2 separate regions of the Homo sapiens genome follow, and region 2 is linked to region 1. Evidence: chromatin contacts called from ENCODE Hi-C data. All regions are on one chromosome and are shown on one strand. Each heading gives the region's core, a stretch centred on a gene start or an enhancer-like site at or near the end of the contact. The rest is flanking DNA. Distances are from core to core; before and after follow the strand shown. Region 1 overlaps LINC00426 (long intergenic non-protein coding RNA 426). Region 2 overlaps ALOX5AP (arachidonate 5-lipoxygenase activating protein).

The links. Hi-C counts contacts between places; a loop is a spot of excess contacts on that map. Pooled maps may share reads with other maps.
Region 2: a pooled map shows a loop between it and region 1 (3-fold over the local background). The contact joins two enhancer-like sites. A Hi-C loop is called at or near these places in 4 of 37 single-sample maps with no recorded cell type and 8 of 50 pooled maps.

The regions. Positions count from the first base shown.
Region 1 is chr13:30,342,561-30,349,203 of GRCh38, forward strand. The region is part of intron 4 of LINC00426 (long intergenic non-protein coding RNA 426); the gene reads right to left. It overlaps LOC124903145 (a long non-coding RNA gene), which reads left to right. Exons shown (of 2, transcript XR_007063742.1): 2 at 2,396-4,608. Among named protein-coding and RNA genes, the nearest start is that of LINC00427, 26 kb to the left of the region's middle. Within about 2 kb of position 4,016, at least 2 of the 41 ENCODE cell types and tissues checked have a DNase peak (open chromatin) inside an H3K27ac peak, as active enhancers do.
Region 2 is chr13:30,738,660-30,746,269 of GRCh38, forward strand. It overlaps ALOX5AP (arachidonate 5-lipoxygenase activating protein), which reads left to right. Exons shown (of 5, transcript NM_001629.4): 2 at 5,401-5,500. It overlaps LOC124903146 (a long non-coding RNA gene), which reads right to left. Exons shown (of 3, transcript XR_007063743.1): 2 at 5,850-5,980. Among named protein-coding and RNA genes, the nearest start is that of ALOX5AP, 6.9 kb to the left of the region's middle. RefSeq lists silencers at 1-106, 5,720-5,789 and an enhancer at 5,016-6,215. Within about 2 kb of position 1,537, at least 9 of the 41 ENCODE cell types and tissues checked have a DNase peak (open chromatin) inside an H3K27ac peak, as active enhancers do.

The DNA.
Region 1 (6,643 bases), core at 2,766-5,265:
AAAGAAAATTTTCACCATGATACTGAAAGCCACCAGCTTCACATAAACACCAAACGTGCTGTAACTGAGGAGGTAAGGGGCGAGTCCTTGTCACACATTTCTTGGAGGTCAGGTCAATCCACCTGTGAGCCCAAAATTATGCTGGCAGAAGGAAGAAGCGAGATGATTTTTAATTGTTATGAAGTGTGCTGGTAACTTAAGTTGTTCTGTATTTCCATCCTTGTTTTGAAACCAAGCTGAAGCTCTCTCTGTCTCTCTGTCTCTCTGCTTTCCCTACAAATTGGACAAGAGTTTCTTCTTGGCTTCCATATGACATCAGGTCTTTCCTAAATAAAAGCAATCAATGCAGGAAAAAAAAAAATTCAAAGATAGGATGCCACTCTCTTTCACAACGATTAGTAGTTTTATATTTCCTTCCAGTCTTGTTGATGTGGATTTAACTAGTACATATTTTTAAATGCTAAAAATTGTATGTATTTCTTTTTATACCTCACATTATATCATAAACATATATGTTTCTATATAACCTTTATATGACTAATTACATCATAAACATATTTGCATGTTTCTATATAACCTTTACGAATTTAACAACTGTATAATATTCCTTCAAGTTGATATACCCCAGTTTCTTAAACTATTTCTCTTCTGTTAAGTGTTTGTAGTGTTTCCCTAATATAAGTAATGTTTTGTTTTCACCTAGGTCTTAGAAAAAAAAATAAGTACTGTTAATAAACTTTTTTGGTGTATATACCCTTTTCCCTTTCACTGGAATTTTTATTTAAGCTAAACTGTCAGAAGTATAATTACAGGGCCAAGAGATTTGAATATTTTATGTTTGATCTTTCTTACATCCTGAACACATACATATTATTTTCAACATTCTTCCTGTCATCTTCTAAGCATAATCTGGGAGAAACAGTCAATTCATTTCTTCATTTCTCTCACCCTTGACTGGGCATTGGATTATAGTAGAGCTTGCTCACCCTCAAAGCTGCTGCCAATTTCTTCCTTCCTTTCCTCCTCTCCTCTCCTCTCGTCTCCTCTCCTTTCTTCCTACCTTTTCTCTTCTCTTCTTACCTTTTCTTTCTGACAGGGTCTTGCTCTGTTGCTCAGGCTGGAATACAGTTGTACAATCATAGCTCACTCCAGCCTCAACCTCCCAGGCTCAAGGGATCCTCCCAATTCAACCTCCTGAGTAGTTAGGACTACAGGTGCACAGCAACACACCCAGCTAATTTTTGTATTTTTTGTAGAGACAAGGACCCACTATGTTGACCGGGCTAGACTCAAACTTCTGGGCTCAAGTGATCCTCCAGCCTCAGCCTCCCAAAGTGCTGGGATTACAGATGTGAGCCATGGCGCCTGGCCAGCTGCTGCCAAATTTTGAATATAAGCTAGACTTCTTGAAAAGTCCCTATGTTTCCCATATAAATAGAAGGCCAGAAAGATTTTTTTAAAATTATTACTCAGTGCTGGCAAGGGTACAAGGAAATAGACACTAATAAATTTCAATGAGTATAGACTGGTACAAACTTTCTGGAAAGCAATTTGGTAATATATGGGAATGCATTTAAAATGTATATATGCTTTAGGCCGGGCACGGTGGCTCACGCCTGTAATCCCAGCACTTTGGGAGATCGAGGCAGGTGGATCACCTGAGGTCAAGAGTTAGAGGTCAGCCTGGCCAACATGGCGAAACCCCATCTCTACTAAAATTATAAAATTAGCCAGGCATGATGGTGGGCGCCGGTAATCCCAGCTACTCAGGAGGCTGAGGCAGGAGAATCGCTTGAATCTGGGAGGCAGAGGTTGCTGAGCGGAGCTGAGAGCACATGACTGCACTATAACCTGGGCAACAGAGAGAGACTCCGTCTCAAAAAATAAAATAAAATAAAATAAATAAAATAGAATGTATACATGCTTTAGTCCAACCATTCTATTTTAATAATTTATCATAAGAAGGAAAGTCAAGGTAGGTACAAATATTTGCTACAAGCATATTCTTTTTAGCAATCCTTATAATAGCAAAAATAAAAACAAATTTAATCCAACAAAAGGTGACTGGCTTAAGAAATTATGACACATCTGTATAATGGGTATCATGCAACCATTTAAAATTATAATTGCAGATGACAAGATATATTAGTCACATAAACACAGCCTCATAATATATGTAATGAAAAAAGTCATACAATAGCACTTATTATATTGTCTATTTGTGTAAAATATATATACCTAGATAGGAGTATGATATGCTCCAGTTGTTAACAGTATTTGTATCTGGATGGTGGAATCATTGGTGGTGAATAGTTTTGCCTTTTTATCTTTTACACCACAGGTATTTTGTGTTTATAATAAGAAAGAAAGCTTATTTTTTTCTCATTTATACCAGTTTCAGAAGCTTACAAGTGCACAAAAATGTTTCCTGCCGCCCCCACCAAGATGGAACAGGGACAAGAAGAACTGATCTGCATCATCCTCTAGATTCTGTGTGCGCTTCCTGATCCATGCCTCCAAATGACAAGGGTTACAGGCATGCAGCAATGAATGTAGGCAAAATCCTTTCTGTATCTAATTCAAAACACCAGTACCCCCAGTCTAGCAAAGGAAGTGAGAATGCCCCAACCACTCTAATCAGGGACATGGACAGTTCTCCCAGCAGAAGTAATGAGGGCCTCCTCTTGAGTCAAGAAGATACTATCTTCCCTCTGAATCCACAAAATGAATCCACAAAAGCTCTAGTAGCTAATTTTTCCTTTCATTAAAATAAAACAGGTGGTACAGTAAGTAAAGAGCTTATCAATTGCACATTAAACTAGAGGTAATGGGTACTGTACTCTCTGTATTACGTTTTCTATTGCTGTGTAACAAATTACCCCCAAACACAGTAGCTTGGCACAGCAAATGTGTGTGACCTCTCACAGCATCTGAGGGTCTGGAAACTAGTAAGGTGGGGCTGACTCAGGGGCTCTCACAAGGTTGCTGTCAAGTCAGGGCTGCAGTCACCTGAAGGCTTGACTGGGGCTGGAGGAGCCACTTCCAAGTGTGCTCACAGTGTTCATGGCTTCAGGCCCTCACTGGCTGTTGGCTAGAGTCCCCATGGCCTCTCCATAGACTGTCTGCATGTCCTTTTGACATGAGAGCTGGCTTGAGAATTAGTGATCTGATAGATGAGGGGAGAGAGAGAGAGAGGGAGAACATGAGAACTAATCTTAAAAATAAACTCCACTGGGTTCTGCTGTGTCCTATTGGTCACATAGATCAACTCTGCCACAGTGTGGGAGGGGACTACACCAAGGGTGAACACCAGGAGGTGGGGACCATCACAGGCCATCTTGAAGGTCACTGACCACATTCCCCAATCAAAGGCCTGCCTCCCCAACACAGCCCACCACCACTACCTCAGTCAGAGAACTGGGGACTCAGGAACTTAAAGCCATCTCAAAGAAATACAGTTGGGAGACCATGGTTGCAAATGAGTCCACGAAAGCTCTAATAGCTAATTTTTCCTTTCATTAAAATAAAACAGGTGGTACAGTAAGTAAAAGAGCTTATCAATTGCACATTAAACTAGAGGTAATGGGTACTCTATAACTCATTTCCATTTCATTGTGCTTTGCTTACTAGAAGCTTTCAGATTTCCCTGGCAGCAGTTTCAAGGAGATTCTGATAGACTTATTTTGCTTAGATGCAGACACTGTGCACACTGAGAAGGCTTTTTCTCTGTGTCTGGTCCTATGTGCAGTGTTAGCGTGGCTGTCATAGATTTGCTCTGCGTCTTGCTCTGGCTATTGTCCTAAAGGCACAATTTTGGCCAAATGTAGTTTACTACTTGGTTAAGGGGAAGTGATGTGGGGAGAAATCACAGTCCCTCAAGGCCTAACATCGAGGGATTTAAAGCCTTAACAACTGCCCATGCCTACTTCATTCCAGAGCTCGTCAGAGAACACCCAGCATAGGACCTGGGCTCTGCGGGCCCTCCCACCTCCCTTAGCTCCTGTGCTACCCAGCCCTTGCAGTACAAGCTGTACCTGTTGTCAACCTCCACTCACCACACCTACCCCAAGCCCAGACCACATTAACCTCCATGGCCACAGCTTCCTCTTCACCTCTTTCTGCCCTTTCTAGCTTCCAGCTAACTAAAAAAATTATTACCAACAAGGTCAACTGACAGTCTCCATATACTTGCCTCTAAATTTTGGAAGGTAATTGCTATAGTTTGATTATGGTTTATTTGACCCCAATAAATTTCATATTGAAATTTGATCCCCAATGTGGTGTTGTTAGGAGGTGGGGCTTAATAGGAAGTATTTTGAGTCATGAGGCAGATCCCTCATGAATGGCTTGGTGCTGACTTCTTGGTAACGAGTGAGATCTCATTTTCTTAGTTCCCGGAGGTGCTAGTTGTTAAATAAAAAGCCCAGTACCTCTCCTCTCTCTCTTGCTCTCTCTCTCACCCCGTGGTCTCTACATACCAGCTTCCCTTTGCCTCTTGCCATGAGTAGAAGCAGCCTGAGGCCCTCCCCAGAGGCAGATGCTGGTGCCATGCTTCTTGTACAGCCTGCAGAACTGTGAGCGAAATAAATCTCTTTTCTTCATAAATTACCCAGCCTCAGATATTTCTTTACAGCAACACAAATGGACTAAGACAGTAACCAAAGGTATCAGGTGAAGTGGAGTGGAAGAATTCATGTGACTTTTTATATTTTTCCAGTGACTTAGTAAGGTTGCTTAACCTCAGGGATGACAGAAGAGTGTTTTCTAGACCTGTTAAGTAAACGAATGAAGAGTTGGGGAAGGATAAATTTAAGTCTACTAGCCCTGTTTGACAAAATAAAAAGTTGGCAGCTCTATGATGTTCTCCCCACCCCTGTCCCATCCAAAAAAATCGTAATAATCTGGCCTGTGAAATCATACAGTTAGGAGACCCCCAGCTGAAGTCAGGAATGTCATCGTATTGTTCATATTGTTAGTTCCATGACTGCTGTCCTGCCTCTTGAGGTCAGAATATGAAGTAATGCCTGTCAACACTAAGATGTCCACATTGTCACTACATACTGTGCTGTATTTGCATTAGGAGGCTTGGCCAAGTAACAAGAGATGGAGAAGAATCTTATGGGTGTGATACAGAGTATATTCCAAAGTGGAAGAAGGGTTGGGGCATGGTGGTGTACACCTGTTGTCCCAGCTACTCAGGAGGCTGAAGAGGGAGGATCACGTGAGCCCAGGAGTTCAAGGCTGCAGTAGGCTATGATTGTGCCACTGCATTCCAGCCTGGGTGACAGAGCAAGACCCCCAACTCAAAAAAAAAAAAAAAAAAGTGGAAGAAGGGTTGTATTGTGGGGAAAGTTTACCTGCTTAAAGATTTGACACCAACTGGGGTAAGTCCAAGGGACCCAGTGGCGAACTCCCCTATCCTGGTCAACTTGATACAGGTGGCAGCTGGATAGTGTGGTATATAAACCCTGTGTAACTCAGGACACTCCCAGTGGGCTAGTGGCAAAAGCTGAACTCAGGCTAGTTTAGATAACAGGGTCAGGGATTGAAGTCAAGGATTTGAACGCCATCAGAATTCTTCTCCCTTTTTTTTTTTTTTTTGAGACACGGTCTCACTCTGTCCCCCAGGCTGGAGTGCAATGGCACGATCTCAGCTCACTGCAGCCTCTGCCTCCTGGATTCAAGTGATTCTCATGTCTCAGCCTCCTGAGTAGCTGGGATTACAGGCATGTGCCACCACACCTGGCTAATTTTTTTGAAGAGACAAGGTTTCACCATGTTGGCCAAGCTGTTCTCAAACTCCTGGCCTCAAGTGATCCACCCGCCTCGGCCTCTAAAAGTGCTGAGATTACAGGCGTGAACCACCACACCCAGCCTCCCCATCATAATCTCTGCTTTTCTCTTTGCATGTAGATTTCATTCTCTCCTCCTACAGAGGGCTTTCTTCACAGAGCAGTAGACATGGCAGCCCACCTTACCGGGGAAACAGCCGAATGACTCTGTGACCAAGGAAGAAAGGGTTCTTCTGCTAGGTCCAGCTAGGAGAACCCTGGTTTAGGACTCTGCTGGGTGCCAGGTCCATCCCTACACTAATTCCCATAGCCAAGAGGCCAGCTGTGTTATTAAAAGATGGAGCAGAAAGGCAGACAATAGCCCCTAAAAGCACATGGACCTAGAGCTGGACAGCCTTTGGTTCAAACCACTCACTAGCTGTGTCTTTGTGAAACTTACTCAGACCCTGTAGGCTTTACTTTATCTGAAAAACAGGGATAATGCTAATACCAACCACAAATTGTCATTGTGAAAATAATTTAAATGTGCCAATAAGTATAGAATACTAAATTTCATATCTTGCACATAATAAATGCTCAAAATGTCCATTGTCTATTTGGGCAATTATTAAAGCTTTGTTATCTGCTCAACACAGAGACCAAACCACAGTACCTGATCTTCTCCTTTGTACCCGAATGGTGCAGCCCTCTGGTTTCAACACTCCCCTATTTCTACAGCCAGACTGGAGTTATGTTGGATAATTAGGTTGGTGCAAAAGTAATCGTGGTTTGTGTAATTACATTTATTTATTTATTATTTATTGGGTTTTTTTTGAGATGGAGTCTCACTCTGTTGCCCAGGCTGCAGTGCA
Region 2 (7,610 bases), core at 287-2,786, 390 kb after region 1:
AGAAAGTGATTGGGAAGAAATGTGAGCTGAGGGGAGGGGCTCAGTGCCCCTGAGCTACACTTAGTGATGGCAGAGGAAGGATGTCCTCCCGCAGGAGGCTGTTCCACATCTGCTCTGGTTGTAGGGGGAGCTGGCAGGCATTAGCAGCGGCCTCTTTCCCCCAAGAGAGGCAGCCTCCTCCAAGTTTTGGCGACATTATGGCCCTGCAATCATAAGGGTTTGTGAGCATAGTGCTAAGGAGGGAAATGGAGCTGCTGTTACTAGTTCCACCCCAACACACACACACACACTCACAAGAAACCTCACAAGCACCGTATTGGAAGACTTTGCCATCCAACCTGGGATTTGACAGGCTCTAGAAGCAGAATCATAGACTCATGAAGTTCCCCCAAAGCAGGAATCTTCCTTACAGTAACCCCCAACCACCCCCCTCCACCGCCTCCACCGGCTGCTTCTTCCTGAACACTGCAGTGTTTGGAAAACTCACAAACTTCCAAGCTTGCCTTTCCTATTGTTGCATGGATTGAAAGCTTGCGTTGTGTGAAGAATGGCGCTTCCTGCTGTGCTTAGTTTTATCTCATATAATCTTTGCACCATTTAATCCTTGCACTCACCCACTCATGCAACTGCCTTTGCAGAGACTGGAGGGGCCGCTGTAGGCTGACCTTTCCTTCACTGTACCTATTTTGTTCCCTGCTTTATTCCCCTGCACCCAGGACACTGCCTGGCACAAAGACAGGTCTTTATAAGTGTATGCAAGTGAATAAAGATATATATATTATTATTGTTATTTTTGAGACAGTTTCACTCTGTCACCCAGGCTGGAGTGCAGTAGCGCAATCTCAGCTGACTGCAACCTCTGCCTCCCAGGCTCAAGTGATTCTCATGTCTCAGCCTCCTGAGTAGCTAGGACTACAAGCATGTGCCACCACGCCCAGCTAATTTTTGTATTTTTAGTAAGGACAGGGTTTCACCATGTTGGCCAGGTTGGCCTCCAACTCCTGACCTCAAGTCATCCTCCTGCCTCGACCTCCCAAAGTGCTGGGATTACAGGCATGAAACCAGCCTAGAAATACATACTATTATTTATTCTTGTTTTACAGATAAGCAAAGTGAGTCATGGAGAATTTGGTTGAAAGTCCCAAGGTCAGGAGTCGTGAAGCTGGGATTAAAACCTAATCATCTGACTTTAGAGAGTAGACACTTGCTCCATGCATATTGCCTCCAATTCATTCATTCAAGCACTCCCTGCTCAAGAAGTTCTTTCTTATGTTGAGCTGAAATCTGCAGCCCTATGCGTTTTACCCAGCAGTCCTGGTGCTGTTCCCTAAAATCACTTAGACTGTGCCTGCTCTTTCTGTGTTTACAGTGTCAGCTGTAATATCCCCCTCTTCGGCCTAACGTTTCTGAAGTCCCTTGCCACTGGGTCTCCTCTCCTCTTCCTGTGTTCTTTCTAAGAACACCTATGCAGATAGGTGTCTTCTGTACAGGGAAGCTGTTCCTGAGATCCGGGCATCGACTCTGTTAGAATAATCTACGTATGAGTTATTTTTTTGAGAACTATGTGTCATTGCTGACTCATATTAACTCTGTGGTTAACTAAAATCTCAAGATCTCTTTATGTTTGTTGAGAAACTTATTTAACTTCTCTGGCCCTCCGTTTCCTTCACTGAGCAGTGGAGTGATTGATAACCTCCACCTGTGGTTGCTGAAGGTCTTGCACAAGATGATATAGTTAAAGTAGCTAGCAGTGCCCACGTACGGCGGATGCCTCACAACGGTTTGCAGCCATCTCTCTATCTGTGTCTTTGTCTCTCTCTCACACTGGTTTTGGCTTACTGTTAGCAGCTAGCCGAGATAAGTGTGTTTATGGTCTTTGCATGTATTGTTTCTGTAGCATACTGGAGGATTACAAGAGGTTGGGGAGTGAGGGGGCGGTGAGGAGTAGACAAAGGCAGCCAACTCTTCCAAGTTTAGCTTAGAAGGAAGGAGCGGTAAACCCTAGTTGAATGTTGGACTGAAGCAGGTTTGTTTTTGTTTTGTTTAAAGGATAGGGAAGATCTGTGCGTGTTTCCAGGATAAAGAAAAGGAGAGAATATGATATTAAAGATTCTGGAAGTGGGAGAAGGAGCAATGAAATACAGACTTGAAGTCAGTGGCATGGACAGGGTCAAGATCACAGTTAGAGGATGCAGCCTTAGAGAAAAGGAAGGGGCTCGGTTCTCTGAGCAAGGAGGGAAAGAAGAGAGGCAGATGCAGAGAAGTACGGCACATCGTGCTGCTGGTTGTAGAAATAACCTCTGACTTTTAATAAAGTCATCCCTCGGTATCCCTGGGGGATTAGTTCTATGACCTCCCTCGGATGCCAAAATTCGTGGATGCTCAAGTCCCTGATATAAAATGGCATAGTATTTGCATTTAACCTACACACATCCTCCATATCCTTTTTTTTTTTTTTTTTTTTTTTTTTTTTTTTTTTGTGAGATGGAGTCTTGCTCTGTCGCCCTGGCTGGAGTACAGTGGCTCGATCTTGGCTCACTGCAAGCTCCGCCTCCCGGGTTCATGCCATTCTCCTGCCTCAGCCTACAGGTGCCTGCCACCACGCCCAGCTAATTTTTTTTTTGTATTTTTTAGTAGAGACAGGGTTTCACCATGTTAGCCAGGATGGTCTCGACACATCCTCCATATACTTTAAGTAACCTCTAGATAATCTCTAGATTACTTGTTTTGTCTTTTTTTTTTTTTTTTCTTTTTGAGATGGAGTTTCACTCTTGTCACCCAGGCTGGAGTGCAATGGTGCAATCTCAGTTCACTGCAACCTCCGCCTCCTGGGTTCAAGCAATTCTCCTGTCTCAGCCTCCTGTGTAGCTAGGATTACAGGCCCCTCCCCACCCCCACCCCCCAACAACTGGCTAATTTTTGTATTTTTAGTAGAGATGGGGTGTCACCACGTTGGCCTGGCTGGTCTTGAACTCCTGACCTCAGGTGATCTACCCGCTTCAGCCTCCCAAAGTGATGGGATTATAGGCATGAGCCACTGTGTGTGGCCTAGATTACTTATAATACCTGATAGAATGTAAATGCTATGTAAACAGTTGTTATACTGTATTGTTAAAAGACAGTAACAAGAAAAAAAATCTGTACATGTTCAGTCCAGACAAATGGTTTTCTGTTTTTTTTTTTTTTTTTTAATATTTTTGGTCAGTGGTTGGTTGACTCCAGGAATGCAGAACCCGCAGATATAGAAGGTTGATTATGCGTTCAGAGGCAGGGAATACCATCTTGGGTTCCAGAAAGAAAATGATCAGCATTTTCTGTCATACTCTGGTAAAAACAGATCTTTTGAATGGACAGGTGTATTAAACCCTGTGGAGCTGGCTGGGCCTGGCGGCTCACGCCTGTAATCCCAGCACTTTGGGAGGCTGAGGCAGGTGGATCACGAGGTCAGGAGTTCGAGACCAGCCTGGCCAATATGGTGAAACCCCAACTCTACTAAAAATACAAAAATTAGCCGGGCGTGATGACGCATGCCTGTAGTCCCAGCTACTCGGGAGGCTGAGGCAGAAGAATCGCTTGAACCCTGGAGGTGGAGGTTGCAGTGAGCCGAGATCACGCCACTGCACTCCAGCCTGGGCAACAGAGTGAGACTCCGTATCTAAAAAAAAAAAACAAAAACCTGTGGAGCTGATGAAATCCTGCAGGGAGCTTCACGGTGACAGCAAGAGGAGAAACACATCCCCATATGCCCCGCAGAGTTTGAAGTCCCGGCTGCACCTCTCCCCAGCAGCAGGTTGACTCTGGAAAGTTGCAGCGTTCTTACCTACAGAGTGGGAACAGTACTACCCATTGCACAGAGTGGGTGCAAAGCTCTGTGACGGAATACATGGCAAGTGCCCACCACATTGCCTGGGATGAGGTGGGCCCTTCCTTTACGTAAGAGAGCCCTACAGATACACTCAAAGTGGGCACATTCCTACAGAAGGAGTGTTATTTGTGTAGAAAAGAAAAACATGAAAGGCTTTTATTCCTATACACAATAAAGCACCCCTTTAATGTCTTTTTGAGGAGGATAATATGAAATTGATGAAAAGGAACCCTGTGGTTGGATCCCTGACAATCACATGTATCCCTTTTTTCACTCTTGAAAAAGGAGTAAAGGAATAAAATAGAAGGGGAGAGGGGGCAGAGAGACCTTCACCGCCCCCCCCCCACCCCCCATCATCCAATCTATAGTCAAACCCTCCAGACTGTGTCTCCTTGGCATCTCTGACACCCCCACCGCCACCACCCCAGTCAATTCCTATCTTATCCCCCTATCCTGGATCTGATTCTGCTAAGTTCCTGCCACACTAAAGACAGGGTGGCTTTCTGATGACAACATTCCTCTGCTTAAACCTGTCAGTAATTCCTTGTTGCTCTCAGACGGAACTAAGTTCTGAATTTCTTCACACGGCTCTCAGCAAGGTCACAGTCACCCTGCTAGGCCCCAGGGGCAAATCTCAATGGTCATCTTCTTGAAGACCTGGCTCAGTTATTTCTTTCTCATTGAGGCTCACGACCCCACCTTCTTGCATGCCTCAAACGGCCCCTTACCATGCTCTTCTTTCGCCCATAGCTCAGCACACCATATCATTTTAATTTATGTATTTTGCTTAATGTGGATGATCTGTCTCCTCCTCTGCTGTCCTCACCAGAGCATCAGTTCCTCAAACCAAGGCTCTTTGTTTTGTTCTTGGATGCAAGCTAAATGTCTGGCATGTGGCAAATGGTCATAGATACATGTCATTGAAAGAATGATTCATCACCTCCCTCTTTGGCCTTGTCTGTGGTTCTACCAAATCCCATTCCCTCCCCAGTGCCCTCCATTCCCCCTCCTTGGCTGAACATTCTGAACCACAGACAGTTCTTTACCCTGAACCTTTGCATATTTTGTTCTCTTAGCTTAGAGCGGCCCCTCTCCCTCCGTCTGCTTGGCTAATTTCTACTTGTTCTTCAGATTTTATCTTAGATGTCATTCCCTCAAGGAATCCTTCTGTGACTCAACATGGAATTAAGTTGCCTCCTTTGACCCTGAAAGCACCATGTACTCAATCTCATCTTGGCATGACTCACTTTGCTGTGTGGAATGTCTGCTTTCCTTGTTTGTCTATTCCTTTAGACTGTAAGATCCTAGAAAGTGGGGGCCGTGCCTTGCTCATGACTGTGTTTCTAACACCAAACACAGTGTTCAGTAGAGAGCAGCTGCTGAGTACGTTTCTGCTAAATGACAGTTGATGGAGGACATTTAGGGTTGCTTGGAGGTCAAGTCAAGGAGGCATTTAACATTCTAGTAAAACAAGGAAGTAACAGGCTCCTGAACATGCCCACAATGAACCAGATGCAAACCTTTTCCCTTGGCAGGATTCTTTGCCCATAAAGTGGAGCACGAAAGCAGGACCCAGAATGGGAGGAGCTTCCAGAGGACCGGAACACTTGCCTTTGAGCGGGTCTACACTGCCAAGTGAGTCCTAACCCTGATGTTGCTAATAAGTGGGGGCATGGGCAGGGGGGCCTCCTTCTAGGAGTGATGACCACCCTTAATACCACATGTCTGTCTGAGCCAAGTTTCTGAGCGCCAGGGAGGTGAGGAAGGTTGGACTTCACCAGAGAGGCTTTGTGGACACCCTTTATCATCTTAGTGAGTGCTAGTGTCAAAACAAAGGGAGTGGGGATATGGGGCACATTGGTGGAGGGAGGTGTGATCTCTGCAGCTTCAGAAAGATCTGAAAGAGTCATTTGGTTAGAGAAGTTGACCTATTTCCTGTGGGGTTAGACCAGGGTTGCTACTGTGAACACCAGCCATGACTCACCAGTCACCTTCAGAAGCCACAGGCAGGACATGCTGACGACAGCCTTCAACTCACCCACCCCTTGCTCCCCTGCGGGTGGAAGTCTGGAGGTGACACCACTGCATTTTCTAACACGGGGGCTCCTTGAGCAACTAGAACAAGAACAGAAAGAATGGGGACATTAGCAGGTGCTTTCCCCCTCTCTCATTCTTTTCTTTGAATAAAAAGGTTGTTTGAAAACACCTGAGCGGCTCCTAAAGATGGGTGCAATCTATTCGGGATGCAAATCCGAATGAATGTTATTCAAATGCTCCTCTCTTCTTTATGCAGAGTGTATTTCAAGGCTCAGCCAGTGGCAGGCATGCTGGGGACTATGGACTACGGACTAGGGGCCTGTCACAGAGGAAGGCCTCATGCTAGAGAGCTAAGGGAGGAGCTGGCCTTCAGTTCCATCCCAGGAGCAACTTTGATGTTCCCAGAGATCCTTCCAAAGGGGGAGTCATGGTCACCCAAGAAAAATGTATTCAGAATGCCAAGAATGGTGCAAACTCAGGACAAAGATTCACACTGCAGGGTTGGAGTCCCTGGGCTTGCTGCTGGCACCATGGGAGGGAGGGTCCCCTTCAGGGGTACCGTTGGTTTCCTGTGAATTAAACTGGCTTCAAGGGATCTCGACTGAACAGGCCTATATCACACTCACTGATATACTCTCTCTTCAGTCCTTCTCCTCATCTAGGTATTTTTAATTGTTTCAGTGAGGTGTAGGCATGAGGGGATTGGAGGGGGCATCTCCTCCATTGCAGTTTTTCATTGGCTGCTTTGCTCCCTCAGCTCCGAAATCGCTGGGCCACTCTCGAACGCATTAGTACGGTAGTCACAGGTTGATTGCCTGGCCCCTTGCCCTCTGTGGGCATTTTCCCTTTCAGACAGCCCCTGAGTACTCACAGTGCTGCTACAGTGGGCCACCTAGATCTCCCTCTTTCTCCATGCTCCCACGTGCTCTGGGCTCCACTCCCTTCTCCCAAGCACTTCTGTCCAGGGCTATTCCAGCAGTCTGACCTCAAGGAAATCCTTTGCTAAACTGATTATAGAGAGGTTTCTATTTTAACATTTAGGTCTTCCATGTATTAATTCTCAGAATCAATTTAAGATGTTTAAAGGTGTGATTTAAGACATTTTAAAACCATTTGGAGGAGAGTACAGAAATTATGTCACTTGCTGTCAGCCTCTTTGCACCATCTGCAGAGAAAGATACTAGAGTCCCGCCTTGGACACATCCACATGCAAGAGGTGCAAAGAAGGTGTCTTTGATGAGGCAAGGTCAAAACTTCTCCCCAGACGAAATCCAAAGAAAGCATTCCTACTATGCTATATCAGTTTGGAAAGAAAAACTTCTGCCAGGTGACTGCATTCTCACTGGTCACATTGTGTTCCTATGGACTCCTCAGCTCAACCAATTTGGAGAAGTTATGGTGCAATTTCACCATATCTGGTTAGAAGTTAAGTTTCCAATTTGCTGGCAATGAAGAAGAAATGGAGCAGGCCAGGCTGTGTAGTTTCTGCCACGTGCCCCCGGGAGTGAACAGCTCTGTTTGTAAGAAGCCATGGTGCTTAGACCTGGGCTCGCTAGTTGCCAGCCTCCAAATTGCAGAAGTGCCCTTTGGTTGGTGGCTATGCTGTGTCACTTGGGAAGGTCGTTTGGAAGTTCCACAGTCGTTGTGGGGTGCCAGAGATTAAAAAGCGTAAGAGGAGAGTGGAAAGTGATTGTTGCTGCTTGGGCAT